Linked DNA regions of Homo sapiens: region 1 is linked to region 2. A link is an interaction called in ENCODE POLR2A ChIA-PET data of the cell type or tissue named here. Cell type or tissue: OCI-LY7. All regions are shown on one strand. Each heading gives the region's core, and the rest is flanking DNA. Links, peaks and the distances in the headings are about the cores only.

The links. ChIA-PET counts read pairs that join two places held together with the same protein. Peaks named below come from ENCODE experiments on the same cell type or tissue, not always from the same donor. Only the 100,000 strongest peaks of a DNase experiment are listed, where the experiment ranks them.
Region 1: POLR2A ChIA-PET joins it to region 2 with 11 read pairs; 4 of 35 experiments call an interaction of 5 or more read pairs at or near these places.

The regions. Positions count from the first base shown.
Region 1 is chr18:24,402,101-24,414,319 of GRCh38, forward strand. It overlaps LOC124904268 (a long non-coding RNA gene), which reads left to right. Exons shown (of 3, transcript XR_007066314.1): 3 at 1-615. Among named protein-coding and RNA genes, the nearest start is that of OSBPL1A, 10 kb to the left of the region's middle. In OCI-LY7, for the core only: no CTCF peak of the experiment used is centred there; no DNase peak of the experiment used is centred there.
Region 2 is chr18:24,456,696-24,468,311 of GRCh38, forward strand. HRH4 (histamine receptor H4) reads left to right here and starts at 3,942. Exons shown (of 3, transcript NM_021624.4): 1 at 3,942-4,226. The coding sequence starts at 4,034. In OCI-LY7, for the core only: no CTCF peak of the experiment used is centred there; no DNase peak of the experiment used is centred there.

The DNA.
Region 1 (12,219 bases), core at 1,680-9,679, 53 kb before region 2:
TTCCGCTTTTCTATCCCTAATTGTCTGCTCAAGCAGTGTGCCTGACAGTCACATGACCCCTTCTAGGAAGCCTTGGAAAGTCTGCCCTGCCTATTGCCCCTTTTTGAGGACTTCATTATGCAACCTACAATTCTTGGCTCAGCTGAAGGAGCAAGAGCAGGGCCTCCTAAATGGCACCTTTCTATTAGGCTTACCAAAGGCCTGGTATATGTGCTTTGCCCAACAGGAAATCTCTATACTGAGTAGCATTGAACCATCTAGATTTCTCTCTTGGGTAGGTTTAACCGTGACGCATGCAAAGGACAGTCCTTAGTCAAGGTAGATGCAGAAAGGCTCACAGAGGGAAGTGAGAGCAGAGAGTAAGCAGAAGCCATGGGACAGCCTAAAGGAGAATACAGAAAAGATGACCAGGAGCGGCAGAAGCAAGAGCAGAGAGAGAATGATTGAGACCCCAGAGTGCGGAAACACTAGGGTAGGGAGCAAAGGATGGCGCCCCCTGCTGAGAGGTCCAGAATGGTGGGCTGCAGTTAAATCTTCAACAACCTTCTGCAGCAGCGTGATGTCTCTGCTTTTATGTCTCTGTATTGTTGCAATAAATTCTTACTCTTTATCTGATGTAACCTGAGTGTTTTTCTATTCCTTGAGCCCAGAAAGAGCCTAATACACCATTACTACCCCCTTTCCTGTTCTCATCTCTCCCATTTTAATCTGTAACCAACAACCTTGTGGATACCTCCTTTCCTTTCAACAGCCATCTCTTCAGGGTCTCATGTTGTTCTTCGCTCTTCTGACTCTTCTGAAATACATCTCTTTTCCAGATACCTACTAACCACCGCTATCTATATCTCAGTCACCTGTCAGCACCTAATACAGGTCAAAGGCCCCATTCTCAATGAGTTACAATAGAAGGTGATTTTACTTTATTCACTGAAGTCACAAAGATCAAGGGTGGGAACTTCATGGGCCGGCAGTCTCTGGGCCTAAATTGGAAGTATGAACCAAATCACTGACTCCTGGTGTTAGATTTGTTAGAGTCCTCAGAAATAATCTAGTTCAACCTCAAGCCTAAAGCCAGACTGTCCTCAATCACATTAGGAAGAAGTTTTCCCACCCCTGTCTGTGGCTGGGAACTTTCCAGACAGGCAGGTCACTACTTCACAGTGCAGCCCAACCATTTGTTTTCCAACATTAAGAATGCGGGGCCAGGCATGGTGGCTCACGCCTATAATTCCAGCACTTTGCGAGGTCCAGGCGGGCAGATCGTTTGAGCCCAGGAGCTCAAGACAAGCCTGGGCAACATGACAAAACCTTGTCTCTACCAAAAAAAAAAAAAAAAAAAAAAAAAAGGCTGGGCATGGTGGCACACACCTGTAGTCTGAGACTGAGACCGGAGGATCACCGGAGCCCAGAAGGTCGAGGCTGCAGTGAGCCATGATCGTGCCACTGCACTCCAGCACTGGCAACAGAGTTAGAGGCTGTCTCAAAAAAAACAAAAATGTTTGAAGACAACAGTCATGAGCTACCTTGATATTTCTTTTCCAGGCTTACATTCCCCCATGTCTCAACCCATCTTCATGCTCCAACTAGTCATGGTAGTCTAACACAGTTAGACTAACACAGAATTAAACAAATCACAACTTTTTCTGTGAAGCCAAAGAGGGTAGGAAAGTCTTATCTTAGTAAGTCCTATTATAATATCAATTTTTCTAAACCTATGGCCTTTTTTCCATACATGTCATCTCTGACCTCTCCACTGCTGTCTGGTGGTAGCTAATTTTTCTCACTTAATAGAGACCAGGGGGAAGGAGGTGGTGGAGTTAGATTGGAGAAAGAAAGCAGGGAGTGCAGCAAAGAAGTTATACATTTATATACAAATTCCTGGCCTCATGAAGTTTATAATCTAATTTGGTAGGCAAAGTATACAATTAAAACTCATAAAAAAGACAAGCCATAACAGCCAAAAATGGTAAGTAAAATAAATTCTAAAGGATTTAGGAGGACTAGAATAGAGAAGACATTTAGAAGTCATGGTATTGGCCGAGTGCGGTGGCTCACGCCTGTAATCCCAGCACTTCGGGAGGCCGAGGTGGGCGGATCATGAGGTCAGGAGATCGAGACCATCCTGGCTAACATGGCAAAACCCCATCTCTACTAAAAATACAAAAAAAAAATTAGCCAGGCATGGTGGCAGGCGCCTGTGGTCCCAGGTACTAGGGAGGCTGAGGCAGGAGAATGGGGTGAACTCTGGAGGCGGAGCTTGCAGTGAGCAGAGATCACGCCACTGCACTCCAGCCTGGGTGACAGAGTGAGATTCCGTCTCAAAAAAAAAAAAAAAAAAGAAAAGAAGTCATGGTATTTACACTTAGCCTCAGCTTTGTATAGGAAACACCAGGAAACGGGAAATGAGTACCCTCAACATAGCACATTTGAGAGAAGCAGCAAGAAACAAAATATGAGAATATACTTTGAACAAGAGCTCAGGGCTATTTTAGTAACAGATTTTTGAATCGTCCACAAATATCCATGATGTTGTATAGCATTACCAATGGAAAGAAGATTGAGATAATGACATGTAAAGACTTAATAGACAGCCTTGGCAACATGGAAAAACCCCCATCTCTACTAAAAATACAAATCTGAAGTGGGAGGATCACCTGAGCCTGGGGAGGACAAGGCTGTAGTGGGCTGTGATTGCGCCACTGCACTCCAGCCTGAGCAGCAGAGTGAGACCTCATCTTAAAAAAAAAAAAAAAAAAAGACTTACCAGAACAGAGAGTTTGTTTTCATCATTGATTAATTCATTTATTCATAAGTCAGTAAATATATACATATTAACTTAGTAAATGAGATGATTTTGTGAGTGGATATACGTGCCAGACACTGTTTTAGGCTTGGTGAGAGATAAAAGATAAATCCAATAACAGTCCTTCTCTTCAAGGACTTAATCTAGAAATACAGATAAGATGAAATAAGACTTGTAAATCAGCAGGTATATGAAGAAATTAAAAAATAATAATAACCATGAGAAAAGTACAGATAAAGGAGAAATAAGAGGAAGAAAGTTTTTTGGCTTTGTCTGTTTTCAGTAGGGGATGATCAGTGAATGCTTTACAGAAAAGGTGAGTTTTAAAGTTGCAATGGTTTGAATGTGTCCCCAAAAAGTTCATGTATTAAAAACCTAATTGCCACTGTAACAGTATTAAGAGGTGGGACCTTTAAGAGGTGATTAGGTCATGATAGCTCCACCCTCATGAATGGATTAATGCTGTTATTTGGGAAGTGAGTTAGTTATCATCGGGGTGGGTTCCTGATAAAAGGATCAAGTTCAGCCTCCAATCCTGCTCTATCTCATGCTTGCACCTCCTCTCCACATGGTGCCCTTCCACCATTGGACGACACAGCCCTAATCAGATGCAGTGCTATGCTCTTAGACTTCCCAGCCTCCAGAACTGAGAGGCAAATACATTTCTATTCTATATGTTACCCGGTCTGTGATATTCTGTGATAGAAGCAGAAAACAGACTAAGACAAAAGTTAAATGCTTAAGATGGATAGGATTTCAACATATGGAAATGATTAGAGAACATGTTATGCAAATGAAATAGTATAAGCAAAACTGACCAAGGTAGAGGACTGTGGACACAAAAGGTAGAGGAGGACCTTGCACACAATAGACCACAATGCAAATGCATGAAACAAAACACTGACTGGATTCTCAGGAAGGCCCAACAATCTTCTATCCTTTGTCCTTCCCTAGTCAGTCCTGAGCCAAAGCTAGAGGGACAGGTAGTTGAAGGAGCCTTTGAGATACCCAAGTGTGGATGACAGATGGGAGTTCAGATGTAAATTCTGGACTAGATATATAAATTTGTGATCGTCTGTGTGGAGGTGACATGGCTTCATGTCACCTCCACACAGACGATCACAAATTTATATCCAGCAGAAGATGGTTTAGGGAGAAAGGGGAATCAAGTGAGGAGAAAAGGAGTTAGAGCTGTGCTTTATTTCCTGCCCTTCAGGTAACTTTCTTCACTCTCCTCAAATCCCTTTCCCATAGCTCCCTTCCACAGTCTCAACAGGTGACTTCACCTCTTACTTTACCAAGAAAACAAAAGCCATTAGATGAAGGCCCTCCAAACTTCTTACCACCAAACCAACAAATCTTTCAGCACCTATATAATTTCTTCTTTTCCCTTTTCTGTTAAAATGGAAGAGGGATCCATCCTAAGATTGGAGCTTCCACAGATGTTCATATAATTCCTCCCTTTGCCTCTTCAGCAACCTCATTCCATCAACTCGCTCTCTCCTAGATCTTCAAGTGCTCTCAAAATGTACCTGCTACATAAATGTTCTCTAATGTCTGCCATCTTTAAAAACCCTCCTGCCAGATGGCACCATTTTTTTCATTCCTCCTTCAGAGTTAACTACTTGAAAGAGTAGTCTACACTGGCACTCTCTATTTCCTCTCCACTCTCATTTCTGGTCCCACAACTCCATTGAAACTGTCCTTGCTGCCAGGCGCAGTGGCTCATGCCTATAATCCCAACAGTTTGGGAGGCCAAGGCAGAAGGATCACTGGAGCCCAGGGAGTTCAAGACCAGCCTGGGCAACATAGTAAGAGCTCATCTCTACATAAAAATAAACAAAAATTAGCTGAGCATGGTGGCACACACCTGTAATCCCAGCTATTCAGAAAGTTGAGATGGGAGGATCATTTTAGCCCAGGTGGTGCAGTGAGCCATGATCATGCCACTGCATTCCAGCCTGGGTGATAGAGTGAGACCCTGTCCCTCCCTCCTTCAGAGAATGCTCTTCTGTTAGTTTTCCTGAGCTCCCAGTTCTTGGCTCTTCTCTTAACTGTTGAATGTTCTGCCTGAAACTCTACTTCCCCTGGTACTCTTCTTAGGAGAGCACATATGCTTCCATGGCTACAATAACTTTCTATACACTCCTGTCTCCCAAGTCTCTAACTCAGGTCCCAATGTCACTTCCGAGCCTCTGACTCACACATCAATTAATGAAACTCAACCAAAAGTTCAATTTCTCCTCTTCCTCCCAACCTCTTGCTTTCCTTTTTATATTCTTTTTCTTGGAGGTAAGCACTCTCTTTCTCTATCCTCCCCATCCTGGCTTTCTCCCTGCCTCCACAACCCCAATCTATTCTTTACTTTGTAGCCAGATGACATTTCCAAAATTTAAATCTGATCTATTAATTCCCTTGCTGAAAATTCACTCTTTTTTTTTTTTTTTTTTTTTTTTTTGTAGAGACAGTGTCTTGCTATGTTGCCCAGGCTGGAGTGCAGTGGCTATTCACACATGCGATCATGGTGCGCACTACAGCCTCTAACTCCTTGGCTCACGGGATCCTCCAGCCTTAGCCTCCTAGTAACTGGGACCACAGGAGCACCACCAGTCCACTCCCAGCTTCAGCTCTACATCTTTTGGGACGTAGTCTAAACCCCTTAGCGTCATAAAGCCATGCGTATGTCCAGACTCATCTCTCATCACTATCACCATGGTATTTCACACTGTGGCAATTATGAACAACTTTCAGTTCCCAGTATTGATGCAGTATTTGATGCTTAGAGCCTTTGCCCATGTTGTTCTTTGGTGCTCTGAATGCTTTCCCAGTTTCTTCGTCTTCCTGATATTTATGCTTCATGCAGTCTGAGCTTAAAAACCACTTCTCCCCAGGTGCAGTGGCTCACGCCTGTAATCCCAGCACTTTGGGAGGCCAAGGCAGGCAGATCATGAGGTCAGGAGTTCAAGACCAGCCTGGCCAACATGGTGAAACCCCGTCTCTACTAAAACACAAAAATTAGCTGGGCGTGGTGGTGCATGCCTGTAATCCCAGCTACTGGGGAGGCTGAGGCAGGAGAATGGCTTGAACCCAGGAGGCAGAGGTTGCAGTGAGCCAGTTGTGCCACCGCACTCCAGCCTGGGTGACACAGCAAGACTCCATCTAAAAAAAAAAAAAAAAAAAAAATCACTTCTCTCCGAAGGCCTTCCTGACTCCATATGGCTGGGTTAGGGGCCCTTCCTATAGGCTATCCTATTACTTTGTACTTACTCCTATGATCATCACACGGTCTGCAAATGACTCTTGATTTAACTATATCTTTCATCTTTAATCTAGAAGTAGATTGGCCTTTTAGCAGAAATGCCTTGCTTACCAGTTTATCCCTTTTATCTAACATAGTGCATGGCACATATTCAGAAATCAATAAATGGTTGTTGAATGAATGAAATGAACTGGGGCTTTATGTCTAAGATGTTTTATGTCTAAGATGTTTTATAAGAAGGCAGTACAGGGAAGTGGAATGTACACAAAATTAAGAATCAGAAAGTTGGTTCAAATCCCAGTTCTCTGTGTCTTAACTAGCTATAAGACCACAATGTATTTACCTTCTCTGGATGGAGGGCCCACAAAGTGCTAGGCACTGTACTGCATGCTGGGGATACAAGGATGAAGACTTAGTAACTGGCATTAAGGAAGCTGAGTTTAAAAAGATATATATAGAAATAGGTGAGAGGTGGGAGGACAGAACATCCCACATATTGGGAGTGACATGCTAGAAGGACTGTAGCAGGCAAGCAATCACATCCCTCATTATCAGGAGCGAAGTAGTTCAGTGAGTTAGAACCTAAGGTACTGGAGACAGCTGGGGTGAGGAGATGAGACTGGAGAGAGAAGCAGGAGCCATATCTCGAAGGGCCCTATACTGTGTCATAAAGTTTGAGATTCATTCTCAGGGCCTTGGAGTTAAAACCCCAAACAGTTTCAAGCAGGAGAGTCACAGTACTGGATTTCCATCATAGAGATAAAGATGGTGGCGATGTGGAGAATGGGTTCTAAGATGGTAAAGTTGGAAGCAAGAATACCAGCAAGGATGCTGTTGCAGGGGGCTCAGTCAATAGGTAGCAGTGGCTTGAATTTCTGCAGGAACTATGGGGATGGTGCAAAGTATTAGTAGGCAGATTCAGGACAGAAGGAACTTAGTCCTTAGCCGATAGGACAGAAGGAACTTGGTGATGGTTGAATGAGAGGGATGAGGGACAAGGAAGATAAAGGATGGCTGCCATGTGTCTGGTCCAGGCAACTGGCATGTAGAGGAGCCATTTCCTGAGGTTGGGAATGCAGACGAAGAGGCTTTTGAACAGTGGATGCTTTAATGAGAGAGCTCTGTTAGCTGAAGGCAGGATAGGTAGAAGGGAAAAGTCTGGAGTCAGGACAAGGAGCTAAGATGTCCCTGCAGTAGTATAGGGATGAGGTGATATGGCCTGAACTAAGGTGAGCAACTGGAATAGAAAGAAGTGAAGGGTCTTAGAAATTAAAATAAAATCCTGAGCCCTCCTAGTGACTGAATGAACTCCCTCTTGACCAAGGAGACTCTAGAAAAAAACCAAAAAAACTGAATTCCTGGCCATGATGGGAAGAGAGGTGAGACATGCCTCATTATACCACATGCCTTTTGGAGTTTAGGCACAATGACCAGCATTAATGTTAAAATAGAGATAATAAGACTGACAAGGTCAGGCACAGTGGCTCCCGCCTATAATCCCAGCACTTTAGGAGGCTGAGGCAGGCGGATCCCTTGAGCTCAGGAGTTTGAGACCAGCCTGGGCAACATGACAAAACCCTGTCTCTATAAAAAATACAAAAAAAATTAGCTGGACATGGCGGTGCACACCTATAGTCCCAACTACATGGGAAGCTGAGGCTGGAGGGACACCTGAGCCCAGGAGGTCGAGGCTGCAGTGAACCATGATCATGCCACTACACTCCAGCCTGGGTGATAGAGACCCTGTCAAAAAAAAAAAAACAAAACAAACAAAAAAAAAACCACACACACACACAACAAAACGGGCTCTTCGTGGCAATAAGATACCAAATTATGAATAAGACCTAAGGCGGGTTAAGTCACACCTGCAAACAATCATTCCTTTCTGCTGATTTCAAGTTTTAGACAGAGCCTTACTCCTTTAACCAATTGCAAATAAAGAACCTCTGAATCCACATGTAACCTGAAAGCTCCCGATTCAAGATATCCCTCCCACCTTTTTGGGCTGAACCAATGGATACCTTCCATGTACTACTGATTTATGTCTTTGCCTATCACTCCTGCCGCCCTAAAATGTATAAAACCAAGCTGTAATCTGACTGCCTTGAGACTACTTACTCAAGGCTTCTTGGGTTTGCATTTTCCCTGGTCATGGTGACTTACACTGCCTCAGAACAAACCTATTTAAAATATTTCATGGAGTTTGGTTTCTCCATTAGTAAGCTAATGTGACTGATGAGGGGAAGTAACAATAGACAGGGCTTGGCAGTTACAATGGAGAGTCCTGAAGAATATATTGAATAGCCAGATTAGGGGGCTATCCAAAAGTCTTTGAAAGCCAAGCAGAGGAACTGAGACTTGATTCAGTGGGGGAGAAATATTATAATATTCCTGGACAAAGAATGTTTAAGGAACATTAGTCTAACAACAGTGTACAAGGGATCAACCAGAGAAAAGAAAGGATAATGGAGGCAGAGAGACAATATGGTTATCATTTGAATAGAACACCCTGAGAATGCAGACTCTACCAATGAAGAACATAAGGTACTTGTGACTTAGTCAATGTGGGGTATAAAGGAGAGGATGCAACTGACGTATCACCACAGCACATAACACATTCTCAGGAATTATTTGTTTATATGTTTAACTCTGACAGGCTATGGGCTTCTTTTTTTTTTTTTTTTTTTTTGAGATGGAGCCTCGCTGTGTTGCCCAGGCTGGAATGCAGTGGCGTGATCTCGGCTCACTGCAAGCTCTGCCTCCAGGGTTCACGCCATTCTCCTGCCTCAGGCTCCAGAGTAGCTGGGACCACAGGCGCCCACCACCACGCCTGGCTAATTTTTTGTATTTTTAGTAGAGACGGGGTTTCACTGTGTTAGCCAGGATGGTCTCCATCTCCTGACCTCGTGATCTGCCTGCCTCGGCCTCCCAAAGTGCTGGGATTACAGGCGTGAGCCACCGTGCCCACCGGCTATGGGCTTCTTAAAGTCAGAAACTATGTCTTCTTTATTTTTATATCTTCAATATATAGCCAAATTATGGCATAGATCAAGTCTTGATAAATATTCTTGAATAACCAACCTAATGAATACATAAGTTGGATAGGCAGAGTATACATGAAAGCAAGATAGTTTGGGGAAGGTCTTTTTTGTTTTTGTTTTTTTTTTTTTTAATTTAGAGTTTGGCCGGGTGTGGTGGCTCACACTTGTAACCCAGCACTTTGGGAAGCTGAGGCAAGCAGATCACTTGAGGTCAGCAGTTTGAGACCAGCCTGGCCAACATGGTAAAAACCCTGTCTCTACTGAAAATACAAAAATTAGCTGGGTGTGGTGGTGCATGCCTGTAAAGCCAGTTACTTGGGAGGCTGAGGCACAAGAATCACTGGAGCCCAGGAGGCAGAGGTTGTAGTGAGCTGCGATCACTTCATTGCACTTCAGCCTGGGCAACAGAGTGAGACTCCATCTCAAAAAAAAAAAATTAGAGACTGGGTCTCTGTTGCCCAGGCTGGAGTGCAGTGATGTGATCATGGCTTACTGCATCCCAAACTCCTGGGCTCAAGCAATCCTCCCACCTCAGCCTCCCAAGTAGCTGGGACTGCAGGCAGTTGCCACTACCCCTGGCTAATATTTATTTATTTATTTATTTTTTGTAGAGGTAGAGTCTACATTGCCCAGGCTGGTCTCGCACTCCTGGACTCACACAATCCTCCCACCTCAGCCTCCCAAAGTTCTGGGATTACATGCATGAGCCACCACTCCCCACCTAAGAATGTTTTGAATTTGGCTTTGAAGTGTTCTTTCTTTAAAAAAAATTTGTTTCACACCGCTGGACTAGGATGAAATGGCTGTGAAATGTTGAGTTTAAGATGTGACATCTAAGATACCCACTTGTAAATGTCTTATAGATACAGAAAGAGTAGTGCTCAGAAGTCCAGAAGAGAGAAGAAATCTGGAGAGAGGCACAGTAGGGAGACATCAGTGTTAATCACGTCTCTCACTGCACCCCCATCTGACATTTGAAACAAACAAGCTGAAACCTCGGTGGCTTCATAACATAATGCAATGCAGTCAAGGATAGAGGTTCCACTCCAGGTTTCTTCCATTGTGAGCACCACCACTGTCAATAGGTGAATCACAGAATTCCTGCAGAAGGGGAGAGAGAGCCTGCAGGTCTGCACTGGAGGTTTTATGGATGGACCTAGAAGTGGTTTGTTTCAATTTTTTTTTTCTTTTTTAGACAGAATCTTACTCTGTCACCTAGGCTGGAGTACAGTGGTGCTATCTCAGCTCACTGCAACCTCCGCCTCCCAGGTTGAAGCAATTCTTCTGGCTCGGCCTCCTGAGTAGCTGGGATCACAGGCATGTGTCACCACACCCAGCTAATTTTTGTATTTTCAATAGAGACAGGGTTTCACCATGTTGGCCAGGCTGGTCTTGAACTCCTTACCTCAAGTGATCTGCCCACCTCAGCCTCCCAAAGTGCTGGGATTACAGGCGTGAGCCAACGCGCCCAGCCGGTTTGTATCACTTCTACTCATCTGATATGGTTTCACTTTTTGTCCCCACCCAAATCTTATCTTGAATTGTAGCTCTCATAATTCCCACACGTTGTGGGAGGGACCAAGTGGGAGATAACTGACTCATGGGGGTGGTTTCCCCCATACTGTTCTCGTGGTAGTGAATAAGTCTCACAAGATCTGATGGTTTTGTGAAGGATTTCCCTTTTCACTTGGCTCTCCTTCTTTCTTTTTTACTGCCATCATGTAAGAGGTAACTTTCACCTTCTGCCATAATTGTGAGGCCTTCCCAGCCACACGGAACTGTGAATCCATTAAACCTCTTTTTCTTTATAAATTACCCAGTATTGGGTATGTCTTTATCAGCAGCGTGAAAACGAACTAATCCACCATCTGTTTGTGTTCTCTCAATGCCTTCAAACTCGAGCTTGACTGTTGACTGAACAATTAAGGAGAAACATTTGCCTCCCAATCCATTCCATGCCCTTCTCTATTCTGCTCTCTGTCCTGAAAGGCTGGTCTCTAGGGATCAACCATCAGAGCTTCCTTGCTCTCTGGCTTCCAATTTGGGTTCAGAGGATGAGAGGTAGCAGCAGGAGAGTAGAAACTGGAAAAGAGGAAAGGAAAGGTCTCTATCACTTCCTTGCCCATCCCTACCCTCCACTGACACTTTGTGGAGAATTCCGGCACCGCAGTTGCATTTTCCTGCAGCCACAGCTTCTCTTGGGCAGTTCCTGTTCTATGGCTCCAGTTCTTGCTGGCCTCCAATAATACTATTCTCAATCCTGGGGTCCTAATGGCTTCCTGCAGTTAAGAGTCTCTGGCTGTTTCTCTAATCTCTTGTGTGGTCCCTTAGTATTGCTCATTCTTCTGTAAATCATCCCTTCCTTAATCTGTCTTCAGTTGAATCCTTTGAGTATGCCATTTGTTTTCTGTTGAAACCCTAACAGATACATTATTTACTAGCTCATACTAATTCCATTTCAATTACCAATGCACTATTTTTGTGGGTGATTTAATTTGTTCCATCAAAAGGGGCACAAGTGACCACTGTAGTCAAAATTACATTTTAGTACCACATACTGAAATTTTAAGTCCATATTGCATATTCTGTACCAAGAGAGATCCTTTCTTTTCATTAGCTTGACTACAGAAATGGTTATTCATAACTCTAGTGTTCATCTATAGCTATAGTAACGCCATAAAGTGACTTGAACCACCCTATTCTATCATTTTTTTTCTATTCCTGTTGGAGACCATTTCTACTTATGCATCCAAGGATACAACATCAGGCCAGGTGCCATGGCTCACACCTGTAATCCCAACACTTTGGGAGGCCAAGGTGGGTGTATTTTGTATTTTTAGTAGAGATGGGGTTTCGTCGTGTTGGGCAGACCAGCCTGGCCAACACGGCGGAACCCCATCTCTACTAAAAATACAAAAATTAGCCAGGCATGACGGTGCATGTCTGCAATCCCAGCTACTGAGGAAGCTGAGGCATGAGAATTGCTTGAACCTGGGAGGCAGAGGTTGCAGTGAGCTGAGATCCAGCCACTGCATTCCAGCCTGGGCGATAGACTGAGACTCCCTCTCAAAAAAAAAAAAAAAAAAAAAGGAAGAAAGAAAGAAAAAGAAAAAAAG
Region 2 (11,616 bases), core at 1-8,000:
CCCTTACCTACAGTTGCAAAACACAAAGCTGCAGGCTTGTAGACTAGTCATTTGATTCTTTGTTACGCCCACCTTCTTAAACAGGTACTTTAGTTATTCATTTCAATTTCCTTTTAACCCACGACTTTGAAAGTGATAAATATAAGTCCATTGAATACAATGTTATTTTGCATGTCATTGCCTATGTGAGCAGTAAACTGAGTGCCATCAGTTGACTTTACTACGATCTAACTAATCTTCAGTTTAGATCAGTTAAAAAGGTAGAAATTGGCTGGACATGGTGGCTCACACCTGTAATTCCAGCACAACACTTTGGGAGGCTGAGGTGGGCAGATCAATTGAGGCCAGGAGTTTGAGACCAGCCTGGCCAACATGGTGAAACCCTGTCTCTACCAAAAAATACAAAAATTAGCCAGGCGTGGTGACACACACTTGTAATCCCAGCTACTCAGGAGGCTGAGGCAGGAGAATTGCTTGAACCTGGGAGGCAGAGGTTGCAGTGAGCCGAGATTGTGCCACTGCACCTCAGCCTGGGTGACAGAACAAGACTGTGTCTCAAAAACAAACAAACAAAAAAGGTAGAAGTCTTCCAAAATTCTATGTTTCTCTGAAGTCTGACGTAGGGGAATGGGATGGGTTGGGAGAATCTCAGTTTGCCCCTTGCTTCCTCAGAGTCTTTCTCCTGTGGGAAACTGCATCTTTTTGGCAGTGAATTTTAAACTGAAAAAGATGTAGGTTCTGAACTCAGGTATTTGCCTTTAAAAAAATCTGGTTCTGGTCTTGCTTTTGAAGTGGATATCTAATGAATACATATTAGTTGGAATTATACAGTAAAGGAGTTTCTGGCTCAGGTTATGATTGGCACATGAGAAATAATAGTTTTTTTCCCCCCAGTGAAATTATTAAGAAAGGGAAAATGTAATTAATATGGTTTGGCTATGTCCCCACCCAAATCTCATCTTGAATTGTAGTCCTCATGTGTCGAGGGAGGGAAGTAATTGGATGATGGGGGCAGTTCCCCCATGCTGTGTGCTCACATGCTCTCTCTTGCCTGCTGCCGTGTAAGACATGCCTGCTTCCCCTTCCACCATGACTGTGTTTTCCTGAGGCCTCCCCTGCCATGTGAAACTGGGAGTCAATTAAACCTCTTTTCTTTATAAATTATCCAGTCTTAGGTATGTCTTTATAGCTGTGTGAAAATGGACTAATACAACAATTAATTGCTTTTTATCTTCATTTTAATAAATTTATAAGCAAATGGCATTAATAAATTATGATAGAGCAGAATGCAAAGATTTTTAAATAATTTAATCAACCAAATGTGGATCACATAGAATGAATATATATGAAGAAGTATTTTATATAATTTTTGAATGTACAATTGCATTTATAAAATAAAAATATGCAAAATCAACTTATGTTTTTAAATGTCCAGATAATGCTTACCCATGAGGGCTGAGTAACTGGAAAAGGGTGTGGGTGGTGGTTACATGGTTATGTTCAGCTTGTAAAAATTAATCAATTATCAATTTGTGACTTATACATATACTTAAACAAAAAAGTAACAAAAACAAAATGAAACAAAGTGCAGTCTCTGCCCTTTAGCAACTTATGTTCTATTAGGAGGGCCAGCAAGAAAATCTCCATTTCTGTTACTCTTCCTTTCTTTGTGTAGAGTCATTTTTGCATTTGGCATCATTTTCCTTCTGCTTGAAGAACTTCCTTTACCATTTCTTGTAGAGCAAGTTTGCTGGTGGTGAATTATTTCAGCTCTCATATATCTAAAAACCCTTTATTTTGTCTTTGTTTATGAAACTTTCTTTTTTTTTACTAAATATAGAATTCTAGGTTGAGTTTTTTTTCCTTTCAACATTTGAGAGATATTGCAGCCACTGTTTTTCTGCTTCTGTTGCTTCTGATGAGAAACATGCTGACACTCATACCTTTCTTATTTTGTATGTTATGTGTCCCCCCTCAACCCCTGCTGTTCTTAAGCTTTTCTTTTTCACACTGGTTTTGAGCAATTTTATTTGATATACCTTGTGTAGTTTTCTTTGTTTCTTGTGTTTGGGGTTCATTGAGCTTCTTGGTTTATATTTCTCATCACATTTTGAAACGTTTTAACCATTGATTCTTCAAATTTTTTTCTGTCCTTTCCTTTCTCCTTTCCTCCTGGGACTCCTATTAGACATATATTAAGTCACTTGAAGTTGTCTTCTACCTTAGTGATACACTGTTAATTAAAAAAAATCTCTTTTATCTCTGTGTTTCATTGTAGGTGGATTATATCATTACATGTTTAAGTTCACTAATCTTATCTTCTGCAATCTCTGCCATTAATCCTTTCCAATGTATGTTTAGTCCAGACCTTCTAGTTTTTATTTCTAGATGTTTGATTAAAAAATCTTCTATATCTTTACATATCTTTTTGAAAATATGGAATACAGCTATATTCCATTTTCGTTTTTCCATATTCCATCTGACTATTTTAATGTTCTTGTCTGTTAATTCTAATATCTGTGTGATTTCTGAGTTGACTTCAATTGATTGATGTTTTTCCCCTTATTATAGATCACATTTGCCTGCTTCTTGGCATGTCAGATAATTTTTAATTGGATTTAAGACATTGTAGTTTTACATTGTTGGGTACTGGATATTTTTATGTTATATAAATATTCTTGAGCTGTGTTCAGGGTTGCAATTAAGCTGCTTGGAAACAGTTTGATCCTTTCAGGTTTTGCTTTTAAGATTTGCTAGGAAGAACCCAAGAAATATTTAGTATAGGGCTAATTATTCCTGACTACTGAGGCAAGACCCTTCTGAATGTACTGCCCAACGTCCCATGAATTAGGAACTTTTTCCATTTGGCTAATGGGAGCAGGCACTATAACCAGCCCTCTGTGAGCATTGGGTACTATTGCCTCTAATATTTTCGAGTGGTTCTTTTTCTTGCCTAAAAACAGTTCCTCCACAAGTGCTAATCAGTACTCTGGTGAATACTTGAAGGGGGTCCTCTGCAGATCTCTGGAGTTCTGCTCAGTGTGGCTCTGCAGTTCAGAATCCTCTCTGGTACTCCTGTACTCTCAACTCCATTTCCTCATCCCAGGGAGTCTCCTGGGCTCTGCCTGGATTTCCCCTCTCTGCCCATGCCCTGGGAACTCTCAAGATAGTAAGGTGGGGCAACTGCAGACCTCATCCGTTCTCTCAGGGATCACCGTCCTTCCTTGTTAATGACAAGTGCCTTGAAAACCATTGTCTAGTTTTTTGGCTGTTTCAGATGGGATTGTGAAATTCAGCCCCTGTTACTCCATCATGGCCAGATGAGAATATTGAACTGAATCTACACGAGTTTTAAAAATGGCCTGGTGTGGTGGCTCATGCCTATAATCCCAGCATTTTGGGAGGCCGAGGTGGGTGGATCACTTTAGGTCATGAGCTCAAGACCAACCTGGTCAACATGGTGAAACCCCATCTCTACAAGAAATAACAAAAATTAGCTGGGCATGGTGATGAGTGCCTGGAATCCCAGCTACTTGGAAGGCTGAGGCAGGAGAATCGCCTGAACCTGGGAGACAGAGGTTGCAATGAGCCGAGCTCACATCAGTGGCCTCCAGCCTGGGCAACAGAGTAAGACTCCATCTCCAAACAACAACAACAACAACAACAACAACAACAACAACAACAACAATGAACCTTGTGTGAGCCCAATTTATTTCCTGTATAATGATTATATTTTATAGATATTACATGATTTTATTCTAATAATGGAGATGGATGCATCACAGTAAAATGTTTAAGGTAAAACATTTCACTGTTTTTTGGAAATACTTTCTCAGTGTCAGTTAAAGGGAAACTGTTACCACAAGCTTACTTTATCAAGAATCAGGAAGTACTATGAGATCAGCATTAGATTAAAACAGTGTTGTTTTGAGTGGAAGACTACACATTTTAGGTATGTGATTAGAAAACATACTTGTCAGAATTGTCTGGCTGGATTAATTTGCTAATTTGACCTTCTTCATCATTTGATGTGATGCCAGATACTAATAGCACAATCAATTTATCACTAAGCACTCGTGTTACTTTAGCATTTTTTATGTCCTTAGTAGCTTTTGCTATAATGCTAGGAAATGCTTTGGTCATTTTAGCTTTTGTGGTGGACAAAAACCTTAGACATCGAAGTAGTTATTTTTTTCTTAACTTGGCCATCTCTGACTTCTTTGTGGGTAAGTTATATGTCTTTATTTAAGACAGTCTTTTCCGATTTTAATTTATTTCTAAATCCTTAAAATAAGCTTTTGTTATTTCAGGGGACTGTATACAACTGGGGAAAAATAAACACAAAAAGTTTAAGTATTAAATTTTGGAGGGGGCTATATGGCACTGTAAGGGAATGTTATACATATGTAAATCAGTGTGGTAGGGGAATTTTCAGCTGAAAACAGTTTATTTTCTTTTTATAGAATAAAGATAAGTCCAGTATAGCTCCAAAATTTTAATGTAAGAGTTACTTGTTTCTGGTGCTATTTTCCTCATATGTTTAGGCTTATAAGTATTCCTCTTTAAGTAAATATGGTTTTGTTGGTATCACAATGTTGGAGTAATAAGAAATTATGTATATGCTAGTAACCAGTGCAATCAGAAAATAGCGTATTCAGATCAATTAAATAATATGATTAATAGTATTAATTTAATGATATGGCATAGAATTTTGTAAAATATACCCAACTGTAAACTGCCTTGCATATAATATGATATCATAGCATTATATCATCGTTAAGAGACCATAGAAATCAAACCAACTTTCTCTGAAAACACGCACTTTATAATTTTTCACTGCCTGATGCTTCTTATTTTTAAACAATGCTTATCATAATAAGTAGATGTACAGAAATGTCAGCTGATGATACTATTTTACAGGAGTTTCTAGTATAATTTAATCTGGCATATTCAGATTATTTTTGTCTATAACTACATAAAGCTTACATTTATGTTAAAGTGAAATAAACACACAAAATACTTAGTTCATTCCCTGGAATACAGTTGTTACTCAACAAATGTTAGTTCTCTTTTTTTTTTTTTTTTAATTTCTCTGCAGATATGGGTCAACCCCAATCTAGGTCACAAATGTTAGTATAGTATCTAGCCTGTATAATACTGCTAGGTATGCAAGCACTATTAGGTAATCAAGGGATCTATAGAAGATTAGGTTAGTCTCTTCCAGTAAGTTTTTGATGTAGAAGAGTGGACAAGAGATGTTCAGAAATGACTATAGCAGTATAGAGTAACACGAGACCCCACGAAGACCTAAGAAGTGCTATGGTCACTTGGAGGAGGGATAAAGCACGTTTAGTTAGCGAATAGAGGCATTTAACATGAACTTTGAAAGATGGATAGAATTTCCATAGTCAGAGATAGGGCGAAGGATTCTTTGCTCCAAGAATGAGCAAAGGCATGCTGGTAGAAAATCATTGTGCTTATCTTCCTAAGGGTGAGTGAGCTTGGAGCTGGCTGGTGTGCAGATAGGTGCAGGGGAGCCGTAGAGATGAAGATGAAATCTATAAAGTGAGGGCCTTTAAATACCAGCGTGAGTGTGGAGTGGAATTTATTCAGCAGGCCTTGTGGAGATTTAAAGATTTTAAAACAGGAGAGTGGTTGAACAGATCAAAGCTTTACTTTAGAGACATCGGAAGAGCCGTAGGAAATGGGGAAACTGGAGTGTGGGGCGGCATGCTTTCAGAGATGATCCTGCAGCAATCTAGGCAGAAATCATGCAGTTAGGACCTGAGCTAGGATGATTGGAAAGGAAGGCCAACAGGCAGAGCAGCTAAGGGTGTGGTTGGGCGGGAAAAGAGAAAGCTGAGTTAAAGATTGGGCTTCTGAGACTAAGAACGGTACGGTGCTCTTCAAAGAAACAGGAAGTATTTGGGCAGGACAGCTCTGGTTCTGATGTTGCACTGAAAGTTCTGGAGAAAAATTCTAGTTGGGGAGATTGATTTAGGAGTCATGGCATAGAAATGACACATAAAGGCAGCTAACCCATAAAGAAGTATTGAAAAAATGCACTGTCTCCACATTTGTTTCCTCAATTCTGTCCCTTCAGGTAACCAACATTTGCTGCTTGATGTAGATCCTTCCACATCATTCTCTGTGCTCCCATAAACATGTACAAATACACGAGTTTATTTATGTGAACATAGAGAAAGTTCCACTATAAATATATGTATCCTTTGCTTCTTCCTTCTTCACAGGATCTTGTGACTTTTAGATGACAGTCATCACTTAAAATAGATGATGTGCTTTTACTAACCCAAAGGGAGTGAGGCCCTGACTGCCCCAGTTTTAGGGTGGGAAGGGTGAGACAGCTGAGAGAGCCTGGGGCCTGAAGCTTTTGAATCAAGATGGTTCTAGGTAAAAATGTCTCCATGTCTGGCCCAAGACCAGCATCATGGCAGTCCCACCCTCAAGGGCTTGAGCTTGTCTTTGGAAAATGGCCCTGCAGATGTAGTTATTCAGCAGTCCTGGTGATCTCCTCCATCAGCAGGTGGGTGAAGATATAATTCTGATAATTTCTTTTGCTCCTGATTAAAGGAGTTGGGTGCAGGTCAGAGTCTCCTTTCATCTGCCTGCCAGCCTCATCCCTCACATCTCCCCTGCCTCCTGCCAGCTTCATCCAGAGGTCTGCATATTTAATGCAGGGCTCACCATGACACAGTCCCTGGGAGCTTTTTGTAACAGGATTCAAGTTTTCTGGCAGTGCTGTTCTTTCTCCTTTGCCATGCTGGGAAATGAACCTTTTGTCTCAGCCTGGAAGAAGGCGTGGACGTGGTGAGCATGCAGGGCAGAACTCGTGAGAGGTTTTCTGCAGCTGTTAGCCATTGATTCTTAACATTTGGGGTCATGAGATCCAGAGCTCCAGAGCCATGTGACCATGGCAGGGCAGATTAGACCCTCACATGTGCTTGGAACTGTGGCTTTGCTGGCTGAATGCCCTCTTCCCCCCAGGTTTCAGAACTGGCCCTCTGCGGAGAATCTAAATTTGTGGCACCCAAGTTGCTAATTTCTCAGGCTGAATTTACTGTTGAGAGCAAAGATTTATTGAGGAAAAATTCTAGTACTAGCTATACCGGACGTTATATAAATACACCTCATCTGTATACTATTTTGGGAAACATACTATCTATATCTACATCAATATCAATAAAAGTGTTACCATGTAACCAGTGTTTCCATTTGTGGGTACTTTCTTCTCATCCCCATGTTGTGTTGGCGTTTGTGGCCTACATGACCATGTGACAGATGGCTGGACAGGATCTTCAGGGGATAAAGGTGGTTGCTGCTATCAGAGCCTGAACCAAGTGTTCAGGATGGCAGAATTTATCTTGATACCTGTATGCCTGAGTTCAAGACTCTTTTCTGGCCTTCTGTATTTATCTGCTCAGGCTGCCATAACAAAATACCCTAGACTGGGTGGCTTAAACAACTGACATTTATTTTCTCACAGTTCTGGAGCTGGGGACATCCCAGATCAAGATTCTGGCCAATATTGGTTCCTGATGAGGGCTGTCTTTCTGGCTTGCAGACGGCTGCCGTCTACCTGCGTCCTCAAGAGGCCTTTCTCTGAGTGCGCACAGAGAGAGAGAGTGAGCTCTCTGTTGTCTCCTCTTATAAGCACACTATTGGATCAGGGCCCCACTCTTATGAACTGTTTTACTCTTAATTTTGTCCTTGAAGGTCTTAGTTCCAAATATAGCCACATGGGGGGTTAGAGCTCCAACATGTGAATTTGGGGAGGGCACATACACATTCAGGCCATAACACCCTCTGTGCACTCACCATCATCCACACATTCCTCTGGCGGCCCAAAGGATTTACTTGGGGATTTTAGCTCCTGCCATCTTTTGATTGCCATTTTCTCATGGAAGATATAGCTTCTTAGCTGGCTTAGAAAGAAGGGACGATGCCAGATGGGTGGCAATTTTAAAGCAAACTGGGCTTCTCCATCCTCATCTATTTGTTCATCCAACAATTATTTCTTTTGAAGGAGGCACTTTCTGAGGTGCTGGGGATAGAGCAGTAAAAATACACGTGAAAATCCCTGCCCTCATGATGCTTCTGTTTCTACTGGGAGCAGGGGCATGGAGACAGAAAATAAACAAGAAAAATAACTAAGACAAATTTTATAGTATTTTAGAGGGTGATAATTGCTACTGAAAAAAATGCAGAGAGGAGGGAAAGGGAGTGTGCTGGGAGTGGGGCTGCAATTTTAAACCTTGGAGCTAGAATTTACTGAGAAAGACACATTTGAAGCCTGGGCGTGGTGGCTCACATCTGTAATCCCAGCACTTTGAGAGGCCAAGGTGGGTGGATCACTTGAGGCCAGGAGTTCGAGACCAGCCTGGCCAATATGGTGAAATTCCAATCTCTACTAAAAATACAAAAATTAGCCGGGCGTGGTGGCGTGTGCCTGTAATCCCAGTTACTCAAGAGGCTGAGGCAGGAGAATCACCTGAACCCAGGAGGTGGAGGTTGCAGTGAGTCGAGATCATGCTACTGCACTCCGACTTGGGTGACAGAGCCAGACTGCGTCAAAAAACAAACAAACAAAACAAAAAGGAAAGACATTTGAGCAAACAGAAGGCGCCCTTGGGGGAAGAGCATTTCACGCCAAGGAACAGCAGGTGCGCAGGATCTGAGGCAGAAGGGTGGGTGGTGCATTGGAGGCCAGAACGGCTGGGATGGAGTGATTGAGGGGTGAGAAGTAGGAGTGGGACTGCGGAGGTGGGGGCATATAGCTTGTTTTCTTTTACTTTTGTCTTAATCTTTTCAAGAAACTGGCTCTTAGTTTTACTTATCAGCTCCATTTGACCCAAAAACACAATTCCAGAATCGAAGGTGTAGAAACACTTCAGAGTAGGTATATTAGAGAAATAGTTCAGATTCCGTTTTTTTGCAACTCGTTCGGAACGAGCCACAGACATCTCTGTTGCTCAACAAGACAGAGGAACTGAGCATGACACAAGTACGGAAGCATTACCTAGAATTCAGGGTGACAGCACAGTGGGGGTTATGAAAACCAAAGGAATATCCTAGAGCCTGTCTTCAGCTAACCACTGTTTCCAGCAGCTCCTAGGCTTTTGAACACACCTTTCCTCTTTTGCATAAATCAGAAAGCGTGTGACAAAGAGCATTTACCTCCCACCCCCTGCCCTGAACCTCTCAGTCAGTGGTGTCTAGAATGCATTACTAGTATCTCTCTTCTTTCTCATTCTGTGAAAGAAATGAGTTCCAGTGTTGAAAATACTCATGTTGGGAACATTGGAAGCCACAACCGTGGGCTGAAATATAATAAATGTCTGTTTTGGGATACTTTGATTTACCTCAAGTGGACCTGGTGACCTATATTATTTTATATATATATATTTATTTATTTTTGAGGCAGGGTCTCACTCTGTTGCCCAGGCTGGAGTGCAGTGGCGTGATCATGGCTCACTCCAGCCTTGACCTCCCTGGCTCAAATGATCCTCCTGCCTCAACCTCCTGGTTAGCTGGAACTACAGGCTTGTGCCACCATGTCCAGCTAATTTTTGTATTTTTTTTTTTTTTTTGTAGAAATAGGGTTTTGCCATGTTGCCCAGGCTGGTCTCCAACTCCTGAGCTCAAGTGAGCTACCTGCCTCAGCCTCCCAAGGTGCTGGAATTACAGGCATGAGCCACCACTCTCAGCCAGTGACCTATTTTATACCATAGACATACACACACATACTCTGGAGATGAAAGGCACCCTAAGGAAGTTTACTTATCATTAAAAATATAATTGAAACATGAAACAAACAGGTTATTTAAACTACATATAAGAACTGACCACGCAACTCTTCATCTCTGTGGTGTCTTGTACCTAGGGACAGAATACTAGGGTTTAGCACTACCTTCCACTGGTTCTGAAACCATGCCATTATAGCCTCATGTGGTCTTGTTTTGGAGAATGCAGGCTTTCCTTCTTCCTTTCCTTTTCCTTTAACTTTACTATTCTTAATAATAGACTAATTTGGTTCTCATGAAAAAATGGGAATTCCTGGAAGTACCTGATACATTTGAAGTAACTCAACAAAGTAAGATTTCATCTCAGCTTCCACTTAATAGATCATATTCTTAGCAACTAATCACACCTGTCTGAAATGCCAATGCAATTACAAACCCCTAAAAGCTAAAGGAAAAGGAACCTCGTTTCGTCACTTTTCAGTTAAGCAGTTTCTATGCTGGGCTGAATCACTGTGGTAGAGCTTATCTATTTGTTCATGCAGTGAAGAGTTGCAGGTAAAGTCAGAGGTTCTGAAATCACAATCCCTGGTTTCAGATGCAATCTTCTCCACTTGCTAGTTGAGTGGACCTTGGTCTAATTATCTCTTTTCTGAGCTTTAGGTTCTTTAACTGTTAACTCAGCATGGTCCCTTCCTCACAAAGTTTCTATGAAGATGAAATGAGGTGACATTTGCAATGCACACAGCACAGGGTCTGCCATATGGTAATTGTATAAGACATATTAGCTGTTACTAATTTAAGTGAAATGTACAAGTCATTGGCCAACTCTAGAGGTTGTAGGAAATACAAAGATTGATTTGCGATATGACCCTAATCCTCAGGAGAGACAGACTAAAAAGATGACTATGATATAAAAGTAGAATGTAATTAATGCATGAGAGAGGGAAAGATGAGCAAAGAACCAGGAAAGTGCAGAGGACAGAGGGGTCACTTCCACTGAGGAAGCTCCAAGAAAGAGGGCATGGAGGAGGTCACTTTTTGGCCTCAGTGAAAAATGAGAAAGAAGTGAATGGACTTTTTATTTATTTTTTATTTTCATTTTTTTGAGACAGAGTTTTGCTCTGTCACCCAGGATGGAGTGCAGTGGCCCCATCTCAGTTCACTGCAACCTCCATCTCCCGGGTTCAAGCGGTTCTCTTGCCTCAGCCTCCTGAATAACTGGGATTACAGGCGTGCACCACCATGCCCAGCTAATTTTTGTATTTTTAGTAGAGATGAGGTTTCACCATGTTGGGCAGGCTGGTCTTGAACTCCTGACCTCAGTTGATCCACCTGCCTCGGCCTCCCAGAGGGCTGGGATTACAGGTGTGGGCCACCGTGCCCGGCCTGAATTGACTTTTTAGTAGAAGACAGGTGGACATTTTGGGAAGAAAGAATGATGTTGGCAGAGAAAAAAGAGATGTGAAAATGTGCCATGTGTTTGGGGGAAGGGTGGTCCATCCTGTTGGGGTTAGAGCATGAAAAAAGTAAAGATGATTTATGCTGCCTGTGGCTAGAAATACAAGACCTGTACTTAATTTGGAAAGTAGAAAGGAGCCATTGAAAGTACAGTCGCCCCTTGGTGTCTGTGGGGGGTTTGTTCCAGGAATCCCCTTAGATAGCAGAATCCAAGAAAGCTGAAGTCCCTGATATAAAATGCTGTAGTATTTCCATATAACCTATGTACATCCTCCCATATACTTTATTATTTATTATTATTTTTAATAATAAAGATGGGGTTTCACCATGTTGCCCAGGCTAGTTACGAACTCCTGTCCTGAAGTGATCCACCCACCTTGGTCTCTCAAAGTGCTGG